Regions from separate parts of the Homo sapiens genome. Here region 2 is linked to region 1. Evidence: read pairs that join two places in POLR2A ChIA-PET (ENCODE). Cell type or tissue: A673. All regions are shown on one strand. Each heading gives the region's core, and the rest is flanking DNA. Links, peaks and the distances in the headings are about the cores only. Region 1 overlaps CARM1 (coactivator associated arginine methyltransferase 1). Region 2 has its middle 14 kb from the start of TIMM29.

Region 1 (11,447 bases), core at 1,972-9,971:
GCCACCACGGCTGGCTAATTTTTTAAAAAAATTGGCTGGGAGTGGTGGCTCACGCCTGTAATCCCAGCACTTTGGGAGGCTGAGGCAGGTGAATCACTTGAGGTCAGGAGTTCAAGACCAGCCTGGCCAACATGGTGAAACCCCATCTCTACTAAAAATACAAAAATTAGCTGGGCGCGGTGGTGTGCGCCTGTAATCCCAGCTACTTGGGAGGCTGAGGCAGGAGAATCACTTGAACCCAGGAGGCGGAGGTTGCAGTGAGCCAAGATCATGCCACTGCACTCCGGCCTGGGTGACAGAGCGAGACTCTGTTTTTTTTTTTTTTTTTCGTTTTTTGTTTTTTGTTTTTTTAATTACGGGCCAGGTGCAGTGGCTCACACCTGTAATCCCAGCACTTTGGGAGGCCGAGGTGGGCGGATCACTTGAGGTCAGGAGTTCGAGACCAGCCTGACCAATGTGGAGACCCCTTCTCTACTAAAAACACAAAAATTATCCAGGCATGGTGGCGCATGCCTGTAATCCCAGTTACTCTGGAGGCTGAGGCAGGAGAATCTCTTGAACCCAGGAGATGGAGGTTGTGGTGACCACAGATCACACAACTGCACTCCAGCCTGGTCAACAAGAGCAAAACTCCGTCTCAAAAAAAAAAAAAAACAAAAAGACATAGAGATGGGCTCTCTAGTATGTTGTCCAGGCCGGTCTCAAACTCCTGGACATAAGCAGTCCTCCCCTCCTTGGCCTCCCAAAGATCTAGGATTACAGGCCTGAGTCACTGTGCCCAGCCCAACCTGCCACTTTGACACTACACAGCTCTGACTTTTGGTTGAAGAATCTGGAGTCCCCAGTTGCCCCCCCTCCCCCTGTGCTTGCCTTTGTTCCCCAAAAAGCAGTTACATGAAGGAAATGGAGACCAGGCCTAACCCAGGGCTGAAGGAGTTGGGTCTGGAGATTCTAGGCCCCTCCTGTGTCTCCTCTGGTGTTGATTCTCTGCATCGCTTCTTTATTTTATTATTTTTTTTTGAGACTGAGTCTTGCTCTGTCCCCCAGGCTGGAGTGCAGTAGCGTGATCTCAGCTCACTGCAACCTCCGCCTCCCGGGTTCAAGCGATTCTCCTCCCTCAGCCTCCCGAGTAGCTGGGATCATAGACACGTGCCACCACGCCTGCCTAATTTTTGGATTTTTAGTAGAGACGGGGTTTCACCCATGTTGGCCAGGTTGGTCTCAAACTCCTGACCTCAGGTGATCCACCAGCCTTGGCCTCCCAAAGTGCTGGGATTACAGACGTGAGCCATCATGCCTGGCCGCTTATTTATTTTAATTGTTGTTTAGTCAGTACACACACATGCCCAGGCCTTAGTTCTGTTTGATGCTTTTGACAATTATGGACACCCATGTCACCACCACCCAAAGCCAGACATGGAACTTGTTCCCCTCTGGGTAGGTTTGTTCAGTGGGACAGCCCCTCTTTCCCTGTCTGTTCCTCTCATCATTTGTCCCCTGCTGCCAGGCGGGGCATTCTTGTAAACAGGTCCAGACTGGGTTTGGGGGGCTCTGTGCCCCCCCACCCCTGCCAGGAGAACCCCCTTTTATTCTTCCTTTTTGTCTGTCTCTTTAAAGCGATTCATTAGCCTTGGCAGGCGTGGGTCTGAGCTGTTTTCCTTTATGTCGTTGGCAGGTCTTTCTCCCGCTAATTGTGTTCTCGGAGCTGGGGTTCATTTTTGCCGGATGTGTTACACATGTGCAAGCGTAGTGGTTTTATGTATAGAAAACCTGCCCAGCGGTGTGGGCATGGGTGCTACTCCTGGCGAGGACTGCAGAAAGGCCCCTGGCCAATCAGTGCTCTCGTGAAAGAGGGATGCTCTTGTTAACCATCCCGGGCAGGGGGCATGTGAATAAATAATCAAAGACTGGGGTGCCTCTTGCAGACTGAGGGAGGGACATTCCAGAGAATTTGCTGCATTCTTCCTTGAACAGGACGGGAAGGCGAAGATAGGCTGGAGCTTCCAGATTTCCATCCTGTGCCCTTGAGGGACCCTCTGCAGGAGCCTGGCTCTGCCTTTGAGCCCTGGAGCCCCTAGATGCAGGATGATGGGATGCCTGGCTCTTACTCCCGCTCACACACTCCAAGTCTCGCTATCAGGACAGCCCCCCACAGGGAGCCACAGCAGCCACAGCTCACTCCCTCATTTTTTTTTTTTTTTTTTTTTTTTTTGAGACAGGGAGTGCAGCGGTGTGAACACAGCTCATTGCAACCTCAACCTCCCAGGTTCAGTTCATGCTCCTGCCTCAGCCTCCCGAGTAGCTGGGACGGCAGGTGGCCCCACACCTGGCTAATTTTTTTCTTTCTTTCTTTCTTTTTTTTTTTTTTTTTGAAATGGAGTTTCACTCTTGTTGCCCAGGCTGGAGTGCGATGGTGTGATCTCAGCTCACCACAACCTCCACCTCCTGGGTTCAAGTGATTGTCCTGCCTCAGCCTCCCCAGTAGCTGGGATTACGGGCATGCGCCACCACGCCCGGCTAATTGTGTATTTTTAGTAGAGACGGGTTTTCTCCATGTTGGTCAGGCTGGTTTCGAACTCCTGACCTCAGGTGATCCACCCGCCTCAGCCTCCCAGCCTGTAGCTGGGATTACAGGCGTGAGCCACCGTGCCCGGCCTAATTTTTGTATTTCTTGTAGAGACGGGGTCTCAACCATGTTGCCTAGGATGCTCTCCAACTCCTGGGCTCATGCAGTCCTCCCACCTCGACCACCCAAAGTGCTGGGATTACAGGCGTGAGTCACCATGCCCCGCCCCCTCCCTCATTTTTATCTTTTATCTTTTTTTTTCTTTTTTAGAGATGGGGGCTGGGTGCGGTGGCTCACGCCTGTAATCCCAGCACTTTGGGAGGCTGAGGCAGGTGGATCACAAGGTCAGGAGTTCAAGACCAGCCTGGCCAAGATGGTGAAACCCCATCCCTACTAAAAAATACAAAAAAAATTTAGCCGGGTGCAGTGGCAGGCACCTGTAATCTCAGTTACTCTGGAGGCTGAGGCAGGAGAATCACTTGAACCTGGGCAGCAGGAGTTGCAGCAAGCCGAGGTCGCTCCACTGCACTCCAGCCTGGATGATAGAATGAGATTCCATCTCAAAAAAAAAAAATGGGGTCTCAATATTTTGCCCACGCTGGTCTCAAACTCCTGGCTTCAAATGATCCTCTTGCCTCAGCCTCTCAAGTAGCTGGGCCTCCTGCCTCAGCATTCTGAGGAGCTGGGCCTCCTGCCTCGGTGTCCCGAGGAGCTGGGCCTCCTGCCTCGGTGTCCTGAGGAGCTGGGACTGCAGGGGGGCACCACCATGCCCAGCTCACTCCCTAATTTGTATAAGAGGAAACTGAGGCACTAAAACTTTGGTGGCAGAGTTGGGATGTGAACCCAGGTTTGGCCCTGATCCGTTCACTTGGCCATCAGCCCTGCAGCCCCTCCTGCCACTTTTCCCACTCTCTGACTCCTCCACAGGGCAGTGCAAGGCCATGGAGGAAGTGCCTGCCCAAGGCTTACCCCTGCTGCTCCTGGTCCTTGTCCTGTGTCACCGTGTTGGCCATAGCGACCTCTTCCAGAGCTCGCCAAAGCCAGGGTCCCGTCTCCCCTGGTTCCTGCCGTGTGCCTGATTTCTTTGTGGCATCAGTAGTGTCTGCCCCCTTCGCCTGTGCCACATCTGGAATCACATCTGGCGAAGCAGCCTGCAGGTCCTGGGGCGGAAGGCGGCCTTCCTAACCCAAACATACTGTTCTCTGAGCCTTGGTGGGGCCAGAAGGGCTCCTGGAGCGCCCTGGGACCTGGCAGAGGGCCTTCCTGCAGCTTTGTGGCCCAGGACATCCTGTGTCTCTGGCTGATGGTCAAAACCTTTCCTTATTCTTTATTTTTTTTTAAATGTTTTACTTTTTGTAGAAGCAGGGTCTTGCTTTGTCACCCAGGCTGGTCTCAAACTCGTGGTCCCAAGCCATCTCTCTGCCTTGGCCTCCCAAAGCACTGGGATTACAGGCATGTGCCAGCATGCTCTGACTCAGACTCTTTCAAGAGGTGCACTAGGCAGGGACTTCAAGTGGGCCTCAGCCCCAGGGCAGCTTCTCCCTGACCCAACTTCGATTTCCTCCATTGGAGGCTGCCTCCGCTCCAGCCTCTCTGGAGCGCCCCCCTGTACTCCCCTCCTCTGGGTGAGGCCCTTTTGCCAGCCTGAAGGCAGGCCCCAGCCCAGCTTGCTGCACTGAGCTCTCTGTCCTTGGCAATGAGAGCCAGGGTGTGGAGGGTCCCAGTCGCTCTGGGAGATGATCCCCCTCAGCAGCCTGGGGTCTTCTTGCCGCTCCATGACACGCCTCATTCAGCCCGACCTTCCAGGCCACTGTGGGTGTCTCCTCTGCAAAGGGCCTCCTGCTGGCCTAGTCCCCATAGAGAGCTGCAGCCCAGCTCCTGCCATGTGTCACAATGTGACAGACCCTCTTTAGCACCAGGAAGCAGGCTTGATTGCCTCCTTGTAGTGGTGAGGCTCAGGGGTCAACTAGCCTGGCCTGGCATTGCCCAGGCCCAGAGCACAGGTAGAACCTGGGGTCCCCTGAGCGTGGCCCCCAGTACCTCCCAGCTGGCTCTCTGGAGGCTGGGATGGAATTTGGCTGTCTTTGGACCAGCTTCTGGGTCCCCAGCTGAGCCACCTGGAGACTGTCATCGCTCTGTTGCTTGGTTTCCCCTCTTAAAAATAGGACTAAGGTCGACCTGGAGGGTGGTTTGAGCACTAACCGAGGCCCTGCACAGCCAACACCTAAGAGTGCTTCCTGGGGCTCCATAAATCACAGCTTCAAAGTCTTGGCCCGCGGGAGAAGAAAGACTGGGCGAGCTGGCCCAGCAGACAGCATGTGGAGCGAGGGGGCTGGTGCAGGCCGGTTTTGTGGCTTTGCACCGCGCCCCCACCCCCTACCCTCCACAACCCCATGCTTTTCATAATTATCCACTAAGCTCCCGCGCTTTCTGGGGCTGTGGAACCCCAGCTCACATCTGCTGTCTCTTTTGTAGTGCACAAAGCCCCAGGCGGTGGCAGCTGATTAGCATGGATGCAGGAGACATTTGCATGTAATAGCTCCCAGTGAAGGGGGTGCCCCGTCTCTTTTTCAGAAAAGCCAAGCTCTTTGTCTTGGCCTTCTATTCTTGGGGTTGCCCTTCGCACACCCCACAACTGAGCAGACTGTCACCCACAGGTCAGGACTACAGGGGAAGCTGTCGACCCTTGAAGGTGGAGCTTAGGGACCAGACCTTAGAGGGAGCCCCCTACTGAGTGCCCCCCAGGCCTCTGACTGAAGAAGCTTCACAGTGATTTATGAGGTTTGGGTGTCCTCAGTTCAGGGGGCTTTCTCCAGAGCCCACCTAGATGGGGCACGCATTGAGTGCTCTGTCTCCTGAGATCTGACCTGGCAGTCTGGGGCAGGGGGAAAGGGCAGCTGCCCCAAGTAGTGCTTGGGGGCACCATGGAGGCCTTGGCCTACCTGAGATGCCAACAGGACACCCACAGACACCTCTGTTCCGTAGGTGGCTGCCTCTCAGCCCTGCCCATACACCACCCAGTGTCCTGTCACTGCGCAATTTGAGAATTTTTTTTTTTTTTTTTGAGACAGAGTCTCCCTTTGTCACCCAGGCTGGAGTGCAATGGTGCAATCTCGGCTCACTGCAACCTCCGCCTCCCCAGTTCAAAGGATTCTTCTGCCTCAGCCTCCCAAGTAGCTGGGATTACAGGTGTTCACCACCATGCCCGGCTAATTTTTTTTTTTTTTTTTTTGTATTTTTAGTAGAGACGGGGTTTCTCCAAGTTGGCCAGGCTGGTCTCGAACTCCTGGCCTCAGGTGATCCGCCTGCCTCAGCCTCCCAAAGTGCTGGGATTACAGGCGTGAGCTACCATGCCTGGCCCAGAATTGTTTATTACCTTCTGTAATCCTACATTCTTGGGGACTCCTGAAGTAGATTCAACACTTTGACTTTGTGAGTTGCCAATGCATTTCCAAGCCCGGATCCAACCGTGGACCCTGGCCTTTTGGGCCAGCAGAAGAGGTGGCTGTTTTTTCTCATGAAATATTTTTGAAGGAATGAAGACGAATGCAGCCAACACCTGTGCACTTCCCACCCTCATTTTAAGGAAACCTTGCCCATGGAATGAAGCCCCCCATCCAATCCCCTCCCCAGGGAACAGCTTTATACTAACTCTGGTGGTCGGCTTTTGGAGGGGCCATAAATGGCCTGAAAAGCTAACCTGTAACCTGTAAAGCTTAAACTTTACAGGTGGGATGTAAATGTTGAGGCGGGAGGATCGCCTAAGGCTGGGAGTTTGAGACCAGCGTGGGCAACATAGCAAGACCCCATCTCTACAGAAAAATAAAAAATTAGCCTTCCATGGTGGTGCATGCAAGCCTGGGGTCCCAGGTACTCAGGTGGCTGAGGCAGGTGGATTGCTTGAGCCCAGGAGTTTGAGACCAGCCTGGGCAACATAGGGAGACCCTGTCTCTACAAAAAATATAAAAATTAGGTGGTTTTTTTGTTTTTTGTTTTGTTTGTTTTTTTTTTTTTTTGAGACAGAGTTTCGCTCTTGTTGTCCAGGCTGGAGTGCAGTGGCGCGATCTTGGCTCACTGCAACCTCCGCCTCCCGGGTTCAAGTGATTCTCCTGTCTTAGCCTCCCAAGTAGCTGGGATTACAGGCGCCCACCACTACACCTGGCTAATTTTTGTATTTTTAGTAGAGATGGGGTTTTACCATGTTGGCCAGACTGGTTTCAAACTCCTGACCTCGGGTGATCCACCTGCCTCGGCCTCCCAAAGTGCTGGGATTACAGGTGTGAGCCACCCCACCGCGCCTAGCCTAAAAATTAGTTTTGTGTGGTGGTACATACCTGTGGTCCCAGCTACTTTGTTTTATTTACATATATATATGTATATGTATATACGTATATATGTGTATACGTATATACATATATACACACATATATACACACACATATATACACATGAATATATAGACACATATATACACATGCATATACACACACACATATACACACACACATATATATATATATATATATATTTTTTTTTTTTTTTTTTTTTTTTTCTTGGTATAGCTCTATCCTTCCTGAAGTCCCAGCTCCTTAGGAGGCGGAGGTGGGAGGATTGCTTCTTGAGCACAGGAGGTCGAGGCTGCAGTGTGCTATGACTGGGCGGGCCATTGCACTCCAGCCTGGGTGACAGAGGGAGACCAAAACTGAGTCAGTGTTCCCAAGCAGTGTGTGAAGCTGATTCTCTGTCAGCCACGTGCCAGATGGGTTGGGTCCCAGGGGTGGCCACCTGGGGGACAGGGCCAGACACTTGTTCTGGGCCCAATATGGCCTTGTGTCCAGAACTCTCTCGGTGGCTCCTTCTCTCGACCCTTTGCCTTGAGCCGGAGCACTGTGGGGACACAGGAACCAAGACTGGTGTTTTGTGCCAATGCCACACTACTGTGTGCCCGTGGGTCTTGGGCCGGGCATGGGTGGGTTCGTCCTCATGGCTACACAGTGAACCATGTGTTATTTTATTTTTCTAGACACTAAAGCTGAGGTGTCGGGAGGTGATGGTCCCTTGCTTGCAGGTGGCAGAGCTCAGGTTCAAACCTGGATCTTACTGCACCTGGCTCGTTTGGGAGGCCTCCCTTGCTGGAATGCAGGTCAGGGAGCCCCGATGCCCTTGGGCTGACTGCCCCACGTCCATCACACCCACTGAGGGCCGTGGGGTGGGTGCAGGGCTTGTTCTGGGAGATTCCAAGCTGAGGAAAGCAGGGCTGTCCGCCAGCCTCCAGCTGGGTCACAGAAGAGGCTCAGGGCCTGTTCCCACTCCCCTCCCCCAGCCAGCAGGGTCCAAAAGGATGTTGGGGGGGTGGTCCCCAGTCCGGCCTGCCCACTCTAGGGAGGGGCCCAGATAACTTGCGTAGACGCCGGCCCTCCCGCCCCCAGCCTTCGCCATTGCCTTTTGTCTGGCTATCTTTCATGTACAAGGGAGAAATTCAAGCCACTCAGGAGGGTGTAACATGAAAAGTCAGTCTCTCCTTCTCTCCGCACTGCCCGTGACCTGTGGTTTCTCAGGCACATACAAGCGCGCACGCATAAATCTCTCCTCCAACCTGCTGGGCTTCAAGTTATGCACGTTCACACAATGGCAAAGGAGGGTGCGGATTGAAAAGTATGACTTGCTTCCCGGAGGCAGCACTGAAGTCACTTTATTGTGTTTCCAGACAAGCCCCATGAATGCAGTGTGCACTGCCCCTCCTCCCTCTGTCCCTTCCCCGCCCATCTGTACACCTGTGGTGCGTAGGTTTTACACCACTCTGTGCCTTACGTTGTGGCTCGATCATTTAACATGTCAGTGTGTACCGATGGAAATTGATCTCTTTTAATTTGCCACATCTTCATTTATTCATTCTTTGATTAATTGATGGATATTTAGGTTTTCTGCTTTGGGGGCATTCAGATCCAGGTGTATCTCTGCAAGTAGAGCTTGTAGCATACATAAGGCCCTGCAAAGGGATTTCTGGGCCGGAAGTTTTTGATCAGTTGCTCAGACATAGTTCTGATGTGCTGGGGAAGTGCCCGTTCAGGGCCATGGCTGCAGGGCTCCTGGACACCCAGCTCCGGTGCTGGAGTGGGGTTGGGATTCGCCCAGAGGCCAGGGCTGCGCCAGAGGAGCCCAGGGTGACCTCATGGTCCTCAGATACCCGGGGCTGGGCAGCACAGTGGAACAGCTGCTCCAGAGCTTCTCCGAGGACGACATCGGAGGATCCGACTCAGGTTACGGCAGGAGAGGGAGGCCAGGCCGGGTTAGGGTTCTGGGGTTTGGGATTCTCTTCCGAGGCTGGCATTGATCTGTTGCTGATGATGGTAACAGCAGCTGCTCTTGTTTATGAAGTACTTAACACCTCCAGCTCCCTCCATTACCTAGGAATCCTCACTGCAGGGAGGGGTTTTCATCCCCATTTTGTGCCTATTTTATTTATATTATTTTATTTTTTGAGGCAGGGTTTTGCTCTTGTTGCCCAGGCTGGAGTGCTATGGCACGATTTCTGCTCACTGCAACCTCTGCCTCCTGGGTTGAAGTGATTCTGCTGCCTCAGCCTCTTGAGTAGCTGGGATTACAGGTGCCCGCCACCATGTCTGGCTAATTTTTTGTATTTTTCGGTAAAGATGGGGTTTCACCATGTTGGCCAGGCTGGTCTCAAACTCCTGACCTCAGGTGATCCACCCGCCTCAGCCTCCCAAAGTGGTGGGATTACAGGCGTGAGCCAACACTCCCGGCCCTGCCCATTTTATTTATTTATTTTTATTTTTATTTTTTTCAGATGGAGCTTTGCTCTTTTTGCCCAGGTTGGAGTGGAATGCAACCTCTGCCTCCCAGGTTCAAGTGATTCTCCTGCCTTAGCCTCCCGAGTTGCTGGGATTACAGGCATGTACCACCATGCCTGGCTAATTTTATATTTTGAGTAGAGACGGGGTTTCACCATGTTGGCCAGGCTGGTCTCGAGCTCCTGACCTCACATGATCCACCTGCTTCGGCCTCCCATAGTGCTGGGATTACAGGCGTGAGCCACTGCCCCCACTGTGCCTATTTTATTTCATTTTGAGACAGAGTCTTACTCTCTCCCCCAGGTTGGAGTGCAGTGGTGCGATCTCGGCTCACTGCAACCTCCACCTCCTGGCTTCAAGTGATTCTCCTGCCTCAGCCTCCTGAGTAGCTGGGACTACAGGCACCCGCTACCACGCCCGGCTAATTTTTTTTATTTTTAGTAGAGATAGGTTTTCACCGTGTTAGCCAGGATGGTCTCGATCTCCTGACCTTGTGACCCGCCTGCCTTGGCCTCCCAAAGGGCTGAGATTACAGGCGTGAGCCACCGCCCCCTGTCATTGTGCCCATTTTATAGATGGGGCTCCTGAGGCCAGGGGTGAAGGCAGGTGCTAGTTCGGGGGATCCAAGCCCTGCCAGACTCTGCTGCATGTGGGCTCTGACCTAGTGAAGTTCCAGGATGGTGCCCTGGGGCCGGGCTGTCAGGCCCTCCACGTGGGTTATGTCACCTCACCCTTTGGGATGTGTCAGGGTGGTGGTTGAACAGATGAGGAAGCCAAGGCCAGGGCTGGAGAACAGTGGGTTCGGCCCTGAACCCAGTCCCTCCTTGATAAACCTAAGTCCTCCTTGATGCCAAAGCCCATCCTTTCAGCCATCTCCCTGCTGGGTGACCCTAGGGTCATCTCTGCCGCCTCTTGGGCACATGGGTGCCAAGCCACACAGGAATGGGGGGAAGCTTCTGGTTCCCAGTTTGGAAACAAGGTCACCTCTGCCAGGGCAGTGGGGCCTGGCTCAGGTGTCGCCTCCTCCCGAGTCTGCCTGGAATCTGAATTGGGCCTGGTCCGCATGCATCAGCTTCCGTGCTTTCCCTCCTCTCAGCGCTTACTGCCAGTTCCTGTTGTCCGTCTCCTCACTGCCCTGCTGGGTGCTGTCTGCCTCCCACTGTGGACTCCCAGCATGGGAGGGCCGGGGGTGGCTCTCTGGTTCACCGCCAGGTCCTCTGTGCCTGCATGTGGTCCGGGCAGAGCAGGCTGAGCAGAGATGCCAGCTGAGTGGGCTTCAGAAAGCGTGTTTTTTTTTCCGTGCCTGTGGGATGGGAGTTGGCCACGGGGGGTCGGGGTGTCTCCCTCTTTTTACCTAACTCTCCTCCTTTGATCGGGAATATTTTCCTCTGGAAGGTGAAGAGCCCATGTTGTCTTTGGCAGCAGGAGGCGATTTAATACAAGACGTACCATTTGGACAACGGCTTCTACAGCTACCAGCTACTCCCCCGCCCCAGGTTTGCCGAGATAAATAGCTTTAATTATTCCTCCATTTGGTGGCTACAGTTGTGTTCCCCCTGGAGATGCAAGAGCTTGAAATGTGGCCTTTCTCCCCCGAGCTGCTGCTGCTTTTCTTCTTGCCCTCCACCTCCTTGTGTTTTTTTTTTTTTTCTCTCTCTCTCTTTTTTTTTTTCTTCTTGAAATGGGGTCTCACTCTGTCGCCCAGGCTGGAGTGCAGTGGCACGATCTCAGCTCACTGCAGCCTTGACCTCCCAGGCTCAAGGGATTTTCCTGCCACAACTTCCCACATGGTTGGGACTACAGGTGCGCATCACCATGCCCAGCTAATTTTTTTATTATTATTTGTAGAAGATGGGGTCTCACTGTGTTACCCAGGCTGGTCTCAAACTCCTGGGCTCAAGTGATCCTCCCCGCTCAGCTTTCCAAAGTGTTAGGATTACAGGCGGGAGCCACTGTTCCCAGCCGGCCTCCTTATTCTCTATCTGCCAAAGAATGTGGCCCTGATGTCACGACAGCATGGGAGGTTCTCTTTTTTTTTCTTTTTGAGAGAGTCTCGCTCTATCACCCAG
Region 2 (11,447 bases), core at 2,048-10,047, 53 kb after region 1:
CAAGACTCCGTCTTAAAAAAAAAAAAAAAAGTATCTTTCCCACTGTTGTGATTAGAAAGACCAGCAGAGGGCATCAGAGACTTAGTTCGGAGACAGAACGTAGCTGATTCCATCCTGCCTTACTTAGCCCCCATGGAATGGCTCAACGCAGGTTCCTTTTGTCCGCGGGCAGCAGCAAGTGGAGGTCGTGCAGCTTCCACTTGCACCAGTTTACTGTGCCTTGGAATTGGATAGATGATGGCAGAAGTCGAGGCCCCACGGAGGGGCCACCTTCATCTCTGGAACCTGCACCTTTACCTACTTATGTCCACAAAAAGAGTCAGACTCTGAATCTTTTTTTGTTTTTTTTTTTGTTTTGTTTTGTTTTGAGACGGAGTTTTGCTCTTGTTGCCCAGGCTGGAGTGCAATGGCACGATCTTGGCTCACCGCAACCTCTGCCTCCCGGGTTCAAGCGATTCTCCTGCCTCAGCCTCCCAAGTAGCTGGGATTACAGGCATGAGCCACCATGCCCGGCTAATTTTTTGTATTTTTAGTAGAGACGGGGTTTCTCCATGTTGGTGAGGCTGCTATCAAACTCCCAACCTCAGCTGATCCACCCACTTCGGCCTCCCAAAGTACTGGGATTACAGGCGTGAGCCACCGCGCCTGGCCCAGACTCCGAAAATATCTGAAGAGATTTATTCTGAGCCAAATATGAGTAACCAATGGCCTGGGACACAGCCCTCAGGAGATCCTGAGAACATGTACCCAAGGTGGTTGGGGCATAGTTTGCTTTTATACATTTTAGTGAGACATGAGACATCGGTCAATATGTGTAAGATGGGCTGGGGGTGCCCTGGCTCACACCTGTAATCTCAGCACTTTGTGAGGCCGAGAGGGGCAGATTGCTTGAGCCTAGAAGTTCAAGACCAGTCTGGGCAACACAGTGAGACTCTGTCTCTACAAAAAAATACAAAAACTAGCCAGATGTGGTGGTGCGTGCCTGTAGTCCCAGCTACTTGGGAGGCTGAGGTGGGAGGATCACCTAAGTTAGAGAAGTTGAGGCTGCAGTTGACCACGCTGATCTCGAACTCCTGGCCTCAAGCAATGATCCTGCCTCAGCTTCTCAAAGTGGTGGGATTATAGACGTGAACCACCACACCCAGCCAACAGAAGTTCTTTGTTTTTTTTTTTTGGTCCCAAACTTTACCGTTGACAACCGAAGTATTTTAAAGCAAATCCCAGATATCCTGTCATATTACCCCTATAATTTCATTTTCTTTCTTCCTTTTTTTTTTTTTTTTTTTGAGACAGATTCTCGCTCTGTTGCCCAGGCTGGAGTGCAGTGGCATGATCTCGACTCACTGCAACCTCCCAGGTTCAAGCAATTCTCCTGTCTCAGTCTCCTGAGTAGCTGGGACTACAGGTGCACGCCACCACGCCCAGCTAGTTTTTGTATTTTTAGTAGAGACAGAGGTTTCACCATATTGGTCAGGCTGGTCTCGAATTCCTGACCTCAGGTTATCTGCCCCCTTTGGCCCCCCAAAGTGTTTGGATTACAGGTGTGAGCCACCACGTCTGGCCTATAATTTCATTTTCTTATATCATGACACTACCATTATCACACCTATCAAAGTCCACAATTATTATTTGGTATCATCTGATATTACATTTCCCTGAGGATCTCAAAAGTGTCCTTTTACACTTGGTTTGTTTGATTCATGATCCAAACAAAGTTCACATACTGTATTTCGTTGTTGTGATTTTTCAGTCTCTCTTTTTTAAGACGGAGTCTCGCTCTGTCGTTCAGACTGGAGTACAGTGGCACAATCTCACCTCATTGCATCCTCCGCCTCCTGGCTTCAAGTGATTCTCCCTGCCTCAGCCTTTTGAGTAGCTGAGATTACAGGCACCCACCACCATACCCGGCTAATTTTTGTATTTTCAGTAGAGATGAGGTTTTGCCACATTGGCCAGGCTGGTCTTGAACTCCTGACCTCAGGTGATCCTCCCTCCTCGGCCTTCCAAAATGCTGGGATTACAGGCATGAGCCACTGCGCCCAACCTTAAGTCCTTTTTTTTTTCTTTTTGAGACAGAGTCTTGCTCTGTAGCCCAGGCTGGAGTGCAGTGGTGCGATCTCGGCTCACTGCAACCTCCACCTCCCAGGTTCACACCATTCTCCTGCCTCAGCCTCCCGAATAGCTGGGACTACAGGCTCCCACCACCACACCCGGCTAATTTTTTTTTTTTTTGTATTTTTAGTAGAGATGGGGTTTCACCATGTTAGGCAGGATGGTCTTGATCTCCTGACCTCGTGATCCACCCGCCTTGGCGTCCCAAAGTGCTGGGATTACAGGCCTGAGACACCATGCCCGGCCTCTTAAGTCTCTTTTAACCTAGAAGAGTGCCCCCTATGCATACACTTTTGATGTGTTGCAGAAAACCACTTTTTTTTTTTTTCTGAGACAGAGTCTCACTCTGTCGCCCAGGCTGGAGTGCAGTGGCGTGATCTCAGCTCAGTATAACCTCCCCATGCCGAGTTCAAGTGATTCTCCTGCCTCAGCCTCCTGAGTAGCTGGGATTACAGGCACCTGCCACCACGCCCGGCTAATTTTTGTATTTTTATTAGAGACAGGGTTTCACCATGTTGGTCAGGCTGGTCTCAAACTCCTGACCTCAAGTGATCCACCCGCCTCACCTTCCCAAAGTGCTGGGATTACAGGCATGAGCCACTGTGCCCGGCCCAATTTTATCACTTCTGATGGGTGCCCAGGTCAATCGTTTCATTAATAGCTGTACAAAGAAGCCAGTTCTTTTGTTCTTGCAATCTTATTTATAGCTGGTGAGCCACAGGCATTTCACATTTCCTGTTACTGATTCACCAGGTGAACAAATAAAAACCTGAAAGAGCCAGTCCTTCAAGATGGATCTGGAGTGGCAGACTGGGCTTCAATTTTAAGTACACCCAAGCAACCATTTGCTGAATAGAGGTCACACATGTATTCTGAGTTGCCCCAAAACTCACGCCTCCGTTTTAACTTTTGGACATTCAGAGGTCTCCTGGACCAATCAGTCAGAACTCAGATGTGTCAACCAGTAAAAACTAGGCAAGTTTGACTCCCTGATTTGCATAAACAGACTTGAGTGGGAACCTGGGCTGGAATTTTTGCTATAATACCTGAACCCTCGGGAGGCTAAGGCAGGAGAATTGCTTCAACCCAGGAGGCAGAGGTTGCAGTGAGCTCAGATTGCGCCACTGCACTCCAGCCAGGGTGACAGAGCCAGACTGTCTCACAAAAAAAAAAAAAAAAAAAAAAAAAAAAAAAAAAAAAAAAAAAAACCTGAACCCTCCCTTTGTTCTCTGGAATGCACCTTCATTTTACACCAAATACTGTGTCTCTTCAGTTTGCAAACTGTTGACTGGAATACAATCTATTCCCTCCAAATTCCTTTTCAGAGAACATTGGTTCACAATCATGTCCTACCAGAAGGAGTTTCTGGGGAATTCACAGCCATCTACAGAAGACATCCTTGACTTGCCTTTTGAGGTTTCCCTCAGGGCAGCCACAAGGATGCTGTGTTCCTTTCCCATGTTGTGGCAGGCCACAGTGACAATTTCTTTTTCTTTTTCTTTTTTTTTTTTTTGAGATGGAGCCTCGCTCTGTTGCCAGGATGGAGTGTAGTGGCGCAGTCTTGGCTTACTGCAAACTCCACCTCCCAAGTTCAAGCGATTCTCCTGCCTCAGCCTCCCAAGTAGCTGGAACTAGAGGTGCATGCCACCATGCCCAGCTAATTTTTGTACTTTTAGTAGAGACGGAGTTTCAGCATGTTGGCCAGGATGGTCTCGATCTCTTGACCTCGTGATCTGCCTGCCTCGGCCTCCCAAAGTGCTGGGATTATAGGTGTGAGCCACCATGCCTGGCCCACAGTGATGATTATGAATAGCTATTCATTATTTGAAAATGAATAGTATCTGAAGTATCTGAGACAGGTCTCCATCAAATTAGAAATTCATTTTGCCAAGGTTTAGGACATGCCTGGAAGAAATAAACACAGGGCCAGGTGCAGTAGTTTACACCTGTAATCCCAGCGTTTTGGGAGGCCAAGGCGAGCAGATAACCCGAGGTCAGGAGTTTGAGACCAGCCTGGCCAACATGGTGAAACCCCATCTCTACTAAAAATACAAAAATTAGCCGGGCGCGGTCGTGGGCACCTGTAATCCCAGCTACTAAGGAGGCTGAGGCAGGAGAATCGCTGTGCACCACTGCACTCCAGCCTGGGCAACAGAGGGACAGAAAGAGACAGAGAGACAGAGAGAGACAGAGGGAGGCAGGGAGGGAGAGAGGGAGGAGTGGGGCAGGGAGGGAGGGAAAGGAAAGGAAAGGAAGGAAAGAAAAGAAAAAGAGAAAAAGAACGAAACATAGAATCACGGACACAGTTCATAATCTGTGTCTTTCTCCAAAAATTATTTTGAGGGCTTCAGTATTTAAAGGGGAAAAGTGGGCTGGAGGGCAAATGGGAGAGTAATGTGTCCATGTGTAATAAAATCCATATATGTAATGTATCCCAAATGTATCCATATGTAATTCACATATTCCTACAGAAAAGGAGCAGGTAGGGGGATAGTCAATTATGTATTCGTCTGGCGCCCAGTAAATGGTCACTTTCCATAAGATAAAGTGAACACAGGGTAGGTACCTATGGAGCTTTTTTTTTTTTTTTTGAGATGGAGTCTCGCTCTGGCGCCCAAGCTGGAGGGCAGTGGCAGGATCTCGGCTCACTGCAAGCTCCGCCTCCCGGGTTCAGGCCATTCTCCTGCTTCAGCCTCCCCAGTAGCTGAGACTACAGGCGCCTGCAAACACGCCCAGCTAATTTTTTTTTTTTGTATTTTTTTTTTGTATTTTTAGTAGAGACGGGGTTTCACTGCGTTAGCCAGGACGGTCTCCATCTCCTGACCTCGTGATCTGCCCGTCTCGGCCTCCCAAAGTGCTGAGATTACAGGCGTGAGCCACCGCACCCGGCAGATTTTTTTTTTTTTTTTCTTTGAGATGGAGTCTAGCTCTGTCACCAGGCTGAAGTGCAGTGGCGCAATCTCGGCTCACTGCAACCTCCGCCTCCTGGGTTCAAGCGATTCTCCTGCCTCAGCCTTCTGAGTAGCTGGGACTACAGGCATGTGCCACCAGGCCCAGCTAATTTTTTTTTTTTTTTCATGGAGATGGGGTCTCAGGCTTTTGTCTCGAACCCCTGGGCCAAGTGATCCTCCAACCTCAGCCTCCTGAGCAGCTAGTTCTTTTCTAGTGTAATATATTATCTTACGGAATATATTCCATTGTCTGCATGGACCCCAGTTGGTTTATTCACCCATCTACTTAGTGACATCTTGGTTATTTCAAAGCTGACATGGTAGGTATTACTGGTCGCCTTACAGGGGAACAGCAGGACATCTGTAGTGTGTGGTGAACACTAGAGGGAGCAAGAACCCCCTTTCTCTATCAGGTGGGTGTTACCCATTTCCCAGCTGCACTAATCTGTCGTTCCTTGTAGAGGCCTGATCTGGTGTTTGCCCTGAATGAGAGATGATCTGGAAACCATTTGTGGGAAAATTAAGTTAGACATCCTTCCATTGAAATAAAATGCAGGGGCCGGGCACAGTGGCTCACGCCTGTAATCCCAGCACTTTGGGAGGCCAAGTCGGGCTGATCACCTGAGGTCAGGAGTTCGAGACCAGCCAGGCCAACATGACTAATTTTTTTGTATTTTCAGTAGAGACGGGGTTTCACCGTGTTAGCCAGGATGGTCTTAATCTCCTGACCTTGTGATCCGCCCGCCTCGGCCTCTCAAAGTGCTGGGATTACAGGCGTGAGCCACCGTGCCCAGCCTTGCAGCAAATAATTACATGAAAAAATAATTAATTTAAATTCTGGCAAGTTCTTTGAATCAAAACCAGGGAGAGGTGCTCTGCTCTAATAACCCAGCTCTTGTGGATGTTATTCATGCTAAAACTTGTAGGATTTTCCATTGCTTGAGTTCTGCTGTAGTGTTATTGCTTATCAGTGTAGGATCTGTGCTCTGTGGATTGGTTTAAACTTTACTCGTGGGACAGCTGGCTTTGAAAAGTTTTCATCATCCCCTGCAGGGACTGCACTGGTCTTTGTTGAGGCACATCTAATGTTGATAGCTCTGTTTCCTCCCAGCTGGGGCTCCAATCTGTGACCTTGCTTAGGTAGTGATGCTCTGAAAAGTCTCCCTATTTCTTCTGAGAACAGTTAGATATTGGGTGTAGGCTTTTGAAATAATATGATAGGCCTCACTCTGTAGGGGTTTTTACAAAAGCCACTATAGGCTGGACGTGGTGGCTCACACTGTAATCCCAGCACATTGGGAGGCTGAGATGGGAGGATTGCTTGAGACGAGGAGTTTGAGACCAGGAGTTTAAGACCAGCCTGGTCAACATAGTGACACCTCCATCTCTTTAAAATTGTTGTTTAATTATATAAAAGCCACTGTAGAGTTTGAATGCTTTCAAAATATCAAGAGGATGACCACAATGAAGTAAACTGTCACGGTGGGGCACAGTGCCTCATGCCTGTAATCCCAGCACTTTGGGAGGCTAATGTGGATGGATCCCTTGAGCTATGAGTTTGAGACTGACCTGGGCAACATAGGGAGACCCCATCTCTACTAAAAATATGAAAAATTTAGTAAAAACCCTGTCTCTACTAAAAATACAAAAATTAGCCAGATGTGCTGGCATGTGCCTGTAGTCCCAGATACTGGGGAGGCTGAGGTGAGAGAATCACTTGAACCTGGGAGGCAGAGGTTGCAATGAGCTGAGATCATGCCACTGAACTCCAGCCTGGGCAACAGAGCAAGACTCCCTCTCAATAAATAAATAAATAAATAAACAAATAAATAAATAAATACTAAAATAAAATATAGCCAGGGCACAGTGGCTCGCACCTGTAATCCCAGCACTTTGGGAGGCCGAGGTGGGCAGATCATGAGGTCAGGCGTTCGAGACCAGCCTGGCCAACATGGTGAAACCCCATCTCTACTAAAGATACAAAAAGTTAGGCATGGTGGTGGGTGTCTGTAATCCCAGTTACTCCGGAGGCTGAGGCAGGAGAATCGCTTGAACCTGGGAGGCAGAGGTTGCCGTGAACTGAGATCGCGCCACTGCACTCCAGCCTGGGTGACAGACCAAGACTCCCTCTAAAAAAAAAAAAATTACCTGAGTGAGGTAGTGTGCTCCTGTAGTCCCAGCTACTTGGGAGGCTGAGGTGGAGGATCACCTGAGCCCCGCAGGTTGACTCCATAGTGAGCCATGATCATCTCACTGCACTCCAGCCTAGTTGAACAGTGAGACTCTGTCTCAAAAAAAAAATAAAAATAAAAAAAAAGAGGGAGAGGCTGGGTGTGGTGGTTCATGCCTGTAATCCCAGCACTTTGGGAGGCCGAGGCAGGTGGATCACGAGGTCTGGAGATCAAGACCATCCTGGCTAACACGGTGAAACCCTGTCTCTACTAAAAATACAAAAAATTAGCTGGGCGTGGTGGCACGTGCCTGTAGTCCCAGCTACTCGGGAGGCTGAGGCAGGAGAATCACTTGAACCTGGGAGGTGGAGGTTGCAGTGAGCTGAGATCGCGCCCTTGCACTCCAGCCTGGGTGACAGAGCGAGGCCCCATCTCGAAAAAAAAAAGAGGGAGAGATAACATGTCACACCCATGAGAATAGCTAGTAAAACAAAACAAGGCTGGGTGCTGTGGCTCATGCCTGTAATCCCAGCACTTTCAGAGGCCAAGGCAAGAGGACCACTTGAGGCCAGGATTTTGACACCTTCCTGGGCCAGAGAGCGAGATCCTATCTCTAAACAAAAAAAAATATTTTTTTTTTTGAAATGGGGTCTCACTCTGTCGCCCATGCTGGAGTGCAGTGGTGCGATCTCAGCTCACTGTAACCTCTGCCTCCTGGATTCAAGCGATTCTTGTGCCTCAGCCTCGCAAGTAGCTGGGATTACAGATGTGTGCCACCATACCTGGCTAGTGTTTTGGGTTTTTTTTTTTTTTTTGCTTTTTTTTGAGACACAGTCTCATTCTGTCGCCCAGGCTGGAGAGCAGTGGCGTGATCTCAGCTCACTGCAACCTCTGCCCCCTGGATTCAAGCGATTCTTGTGTCTCAGTCTCCAAAGTAGCTGGGATTACAGACGTGTGCCAACATGGCCGGCTAGTGTTTTGTTTGTTTTGTTTTGTTTCGTTTTGAGACAGAGTCTCATTCTGTCACCCAGGCTGGAGTGCAATGGCATGGTATCAGCTCACTGCAACCTCCACCTCCTGGGTTCAAGCAATTCTCCTGCCTCAGCCTCCTGAATAGCTGGGATTACAGGCACACACCACCACACCTGGCTAATTTTTGTATTTTTAGACAGACGGGGTTTCACCATGTAGACCAGGCTGGTCTCGAACTCCTGACCTCAGGTGATCCGCCTGCCTTGTCCTCCCAAAGTGCTGGGATTATGGGCATAAGCCACTGTGCCAGACCAAAAAAAATTTTTTTTAATTAGCTAGGTGTGGTGGCGCATGCCTGTGGTCCCAGCTATTCAGGAGGCTGAGGCGGGAGAACCATTTGAGCCCAAGAAGTTGAGGCTGTGGTGAGCTTTTTTTTTCATTTTTGGAGACCTTCCAAAAAAGAAAAAAAAAAAGCTCCTTTAATGCAGATGTTTGCTATCAGCTAATGGCCATTTGCCTCTGTCTTTTTCAATTTGCGCCCTGCTGCTTTCCACAAAGGTTGCACCATTTTACATTCTTACCAATCATGCTGCACAGCACTCCGAGTTCTCTATGTCTTCACCCATACTTGTTATTTTCTGTTGTGTTTTGTTTGGGTGTGAAGTGGTATCTCATTGTGGTCTTGATTTGCATTTCCCTAATGATAAGCGATGTTAAGAAAATATTTCTTATTTAAAAATGCTTTCTTTTTTTTTGTTTGAGACAGTCTCGCTCTGTCGCCCAGGCTGGAGTGCAGTGGCGTGATCTCGGTTCACTGCAACCTCAGTCTCCTGGGTTCAAGTGATTCTCCTGCCTCAGTCTCCCGAGTAGCTGGGATTACAGGTGCCCGCCACCACGCCCGGCTAATTTTTGCATTTTTAGTACAGACAGGGTTTCACTGCATTGGCCAGGCTGGTCTCAAACTCCTGACCTCAGGCGATCCACTGGCCTCAGCCTCCCAAAATGCTGGGAATACAGGTGTGAGCCACCATGCTCGCCCAAAAATATTTTAAGGTGAAGGCTGGGTGCAGTGGCTCAAGCCTCTAATCCCAGCACTTTGGGAGGCCAAGGGGTGGGGGGGGGGGGTGGGTCACCTGAGGTCAGGAGTTCGACACCAGCCTGGCCAACATGGTGAAACTCCGTCTCTACTAAAAATACAAAATTAGCTGGGCATGGTGCACACTTCTCTAGTCCCAGCTACCCAGGAGGCTGAGGCAGGAGAATCGCTGGAACCTAGGAGGCAGAGGTGCCAGTGAGCCAAGATTGCGCCACTGCACTCCAGCCTGGGTGACAGAGTGAGTCTCCGTCTCAAAGAAAAAGAAAAAAGAAAAATGGACCAGGCGCCGTGGCTCATACATGTAATTCCAGCATTTTGGGAGGCCGAGGTGGGCAGATGACTTGAGGTCAGGAGTTCGAGACCAGCCTGGCCAACATGGTGAAACCCCATCTCTACTAAAAATAGAAAAAATTTGCCGGGCATGGTGGCAGGCACCTGTAATCGCAGGTACTCGGGAGGCTGAGGCAGGAGAATCACTTGAACCCAGGAGACGGAGGTTGCAGTGAGTCAAGATTGTGCCACTACAGTCCAACCTAGGTGACAGAGCAAATCTCTGTCTCAAAAAAAAAAAAAAAAACAACTCCGGGCACGGTGGCTCACACCTGTAATCCCAGCACTTTGGGAGGCCAAGGCGGGCTGATCACGAGGTCAGGAGATCGAGACCATCCTGGCTAACACGGTGAAACCCCATCTCTACTAAAAATACAAAAAATTAGCCGGGCATGGTGGCGGGTGCCTGTAGTCCCAGCTACTCGGGAGGCTGAGGCAGGAGAATGGTGTGAACCCGGGAGGCAGAGCTTGCAGTGAGCCAAGATCCGCCATTGCACTCCAGCCTGGGTGACAGAGCGAGACTCCGTCTCAAACACACACACACAGACACACACACACACACACAAAGAAAAATCAATTAAATTAAATGTTTTGTTTTGTCCACTGGTTCTCAAGCAGGGGAAATTTTGACCTCCCTGGAAATATTTCACAATATCTGGAGACATTTCTAGTTGTCAGAACTGGAGGAGGGGTGTTACTGGGACTAATGAGCTGCTAAACATTCTACCATGTACAGGAAATCCCCCTCAACCAAGAAGTAACTAAGCCAAAATGCCTATAATGCCAACATTAAAATTCCTGGAATAGCTCTTTTAGTTCGCAGCAGGAGGGTAGACTACACAACCTGGTTTGCTATCAGATCAAACAAACAAAAATCTTCATAATCAGAAATTAAAATATTTGGCCAGACACGGTGGCTCAGGCCTGTAATCTCAGCACTTTGAGAGTCTGAGGCAGGAGGATCACTTAAGCTGAGGAATTTGAGACCAGCCTGGACAGCATAATGAGACCCCTCTCTACAAGAAAATTAAGAAAAAAGGCTGGGCACAGTGCCTCACGCCTCTAATCCCAGCACTTTGGCAGGCTGAGGCAGGCGGATCACCTGAGGTCAGGAGTTTGACATCAACCTGGCCAACATGGCAAAACCCTGTCTCTACTGAAAATACAAAAATTAGCCGGGTATGGTGGGGGGCACCAAATAATCCCACCTACTTGGAGGCCGAGGCAGGAGAACCACTTGAACCTGAGACACAGTGGTTGCAGTGAGCCACTGCACTCCAGCCTGGGTAACAGAATGAGACTCCATCCCAAAAAAGAAAAAAAGAAAATTAAGAAAAAAAAAATGTCATTAACATTCCAGTACTGGCCGGGCCTGGTGGCTCATGCCTGTAATCCCATCACTTTGGAAGGCCGAGGTATAGATATAAGGATCACCTGAGGTCAGGAGTTCGAGACCAGCCTGGTCAACATGGTGACACCTTGTCTCTACTAAAAATACAAAAATTAGCCAGGCGTGGTGGTGGGCACCTGTAATCCCAGTTACTCTGGGGGCTGAGGCAGGAGAATCGCTGGAGCCTGGGAGGCACAGGTTGCGGTGAGACGAGATCACACCATTGTACTCCAGTGTGGGTGAAAGAGTGAGACCCTACATCAAAAAAAAAAAAAAAAAAAAAAAAAAAAAAAGGCCAGGCGCAGTGGCTCATGCCTGCAATCCCAGCACTTTCAGAGGCCGAGGCGGGCAGATCACAAGGTCAGGAGATTGAGACCATCCTGGCTAACACGGTGAAACCCTGTCTTTTCTAAAAATACAAAAAA

Evidence for each region. ChIA-PET counts read pairs that join two places held together with the same protein. Peaks named below come from ENCODE experiments on the same cell type or tissue, not always from the same donor. Only the 100,000 strongest peaks of a DNase experiment are listed, where the experiment ranks them.
Region 2: POLR2A ChIA-PET joins it to region 1 with 12 read pairs; 13 of 35 experiments call an interaction of 5 or more read pairs at or near these places.

What each region holds. Positions count from the first base shown.
Region 1 is chr19:10,883,703-10,895,149 of GRCh38, forward strand. All of the region lies in intron 1 of CARM1 (coactivator associated arginine methyltransferase 1), which reads left to right. Among named protein-coding and RNA genes, the nearest start is that of CARM1, 18 kb to the left of the region's middle. RefSeq lists enhancers at 1-337, 10,305-11,106. In A673, for the core only: no CTCF peak of the experiment used is centred there; DNase peaks (open chromatin) are centred at 2,129 and 5,039; H3K27ac peaks cover 3,222 bases.
Region 2 is chr19:10,936,758-10,948,204 of GRCh38, forward strand. No RefSeq gene overlaps it. Among named protein-coding and RNA genes, the nearest start is that of TIMM29, 14 kb to the left of the region's middle. RefSeq lists an enhancer at 578-1,077. In A673, for the core only: a CTCF peak has its summit at 5,434 (motif pointing right); DNase peaks (open chromatin) are centred at 5,474 and 8,714; H3K27ac peaks cover 564 bases.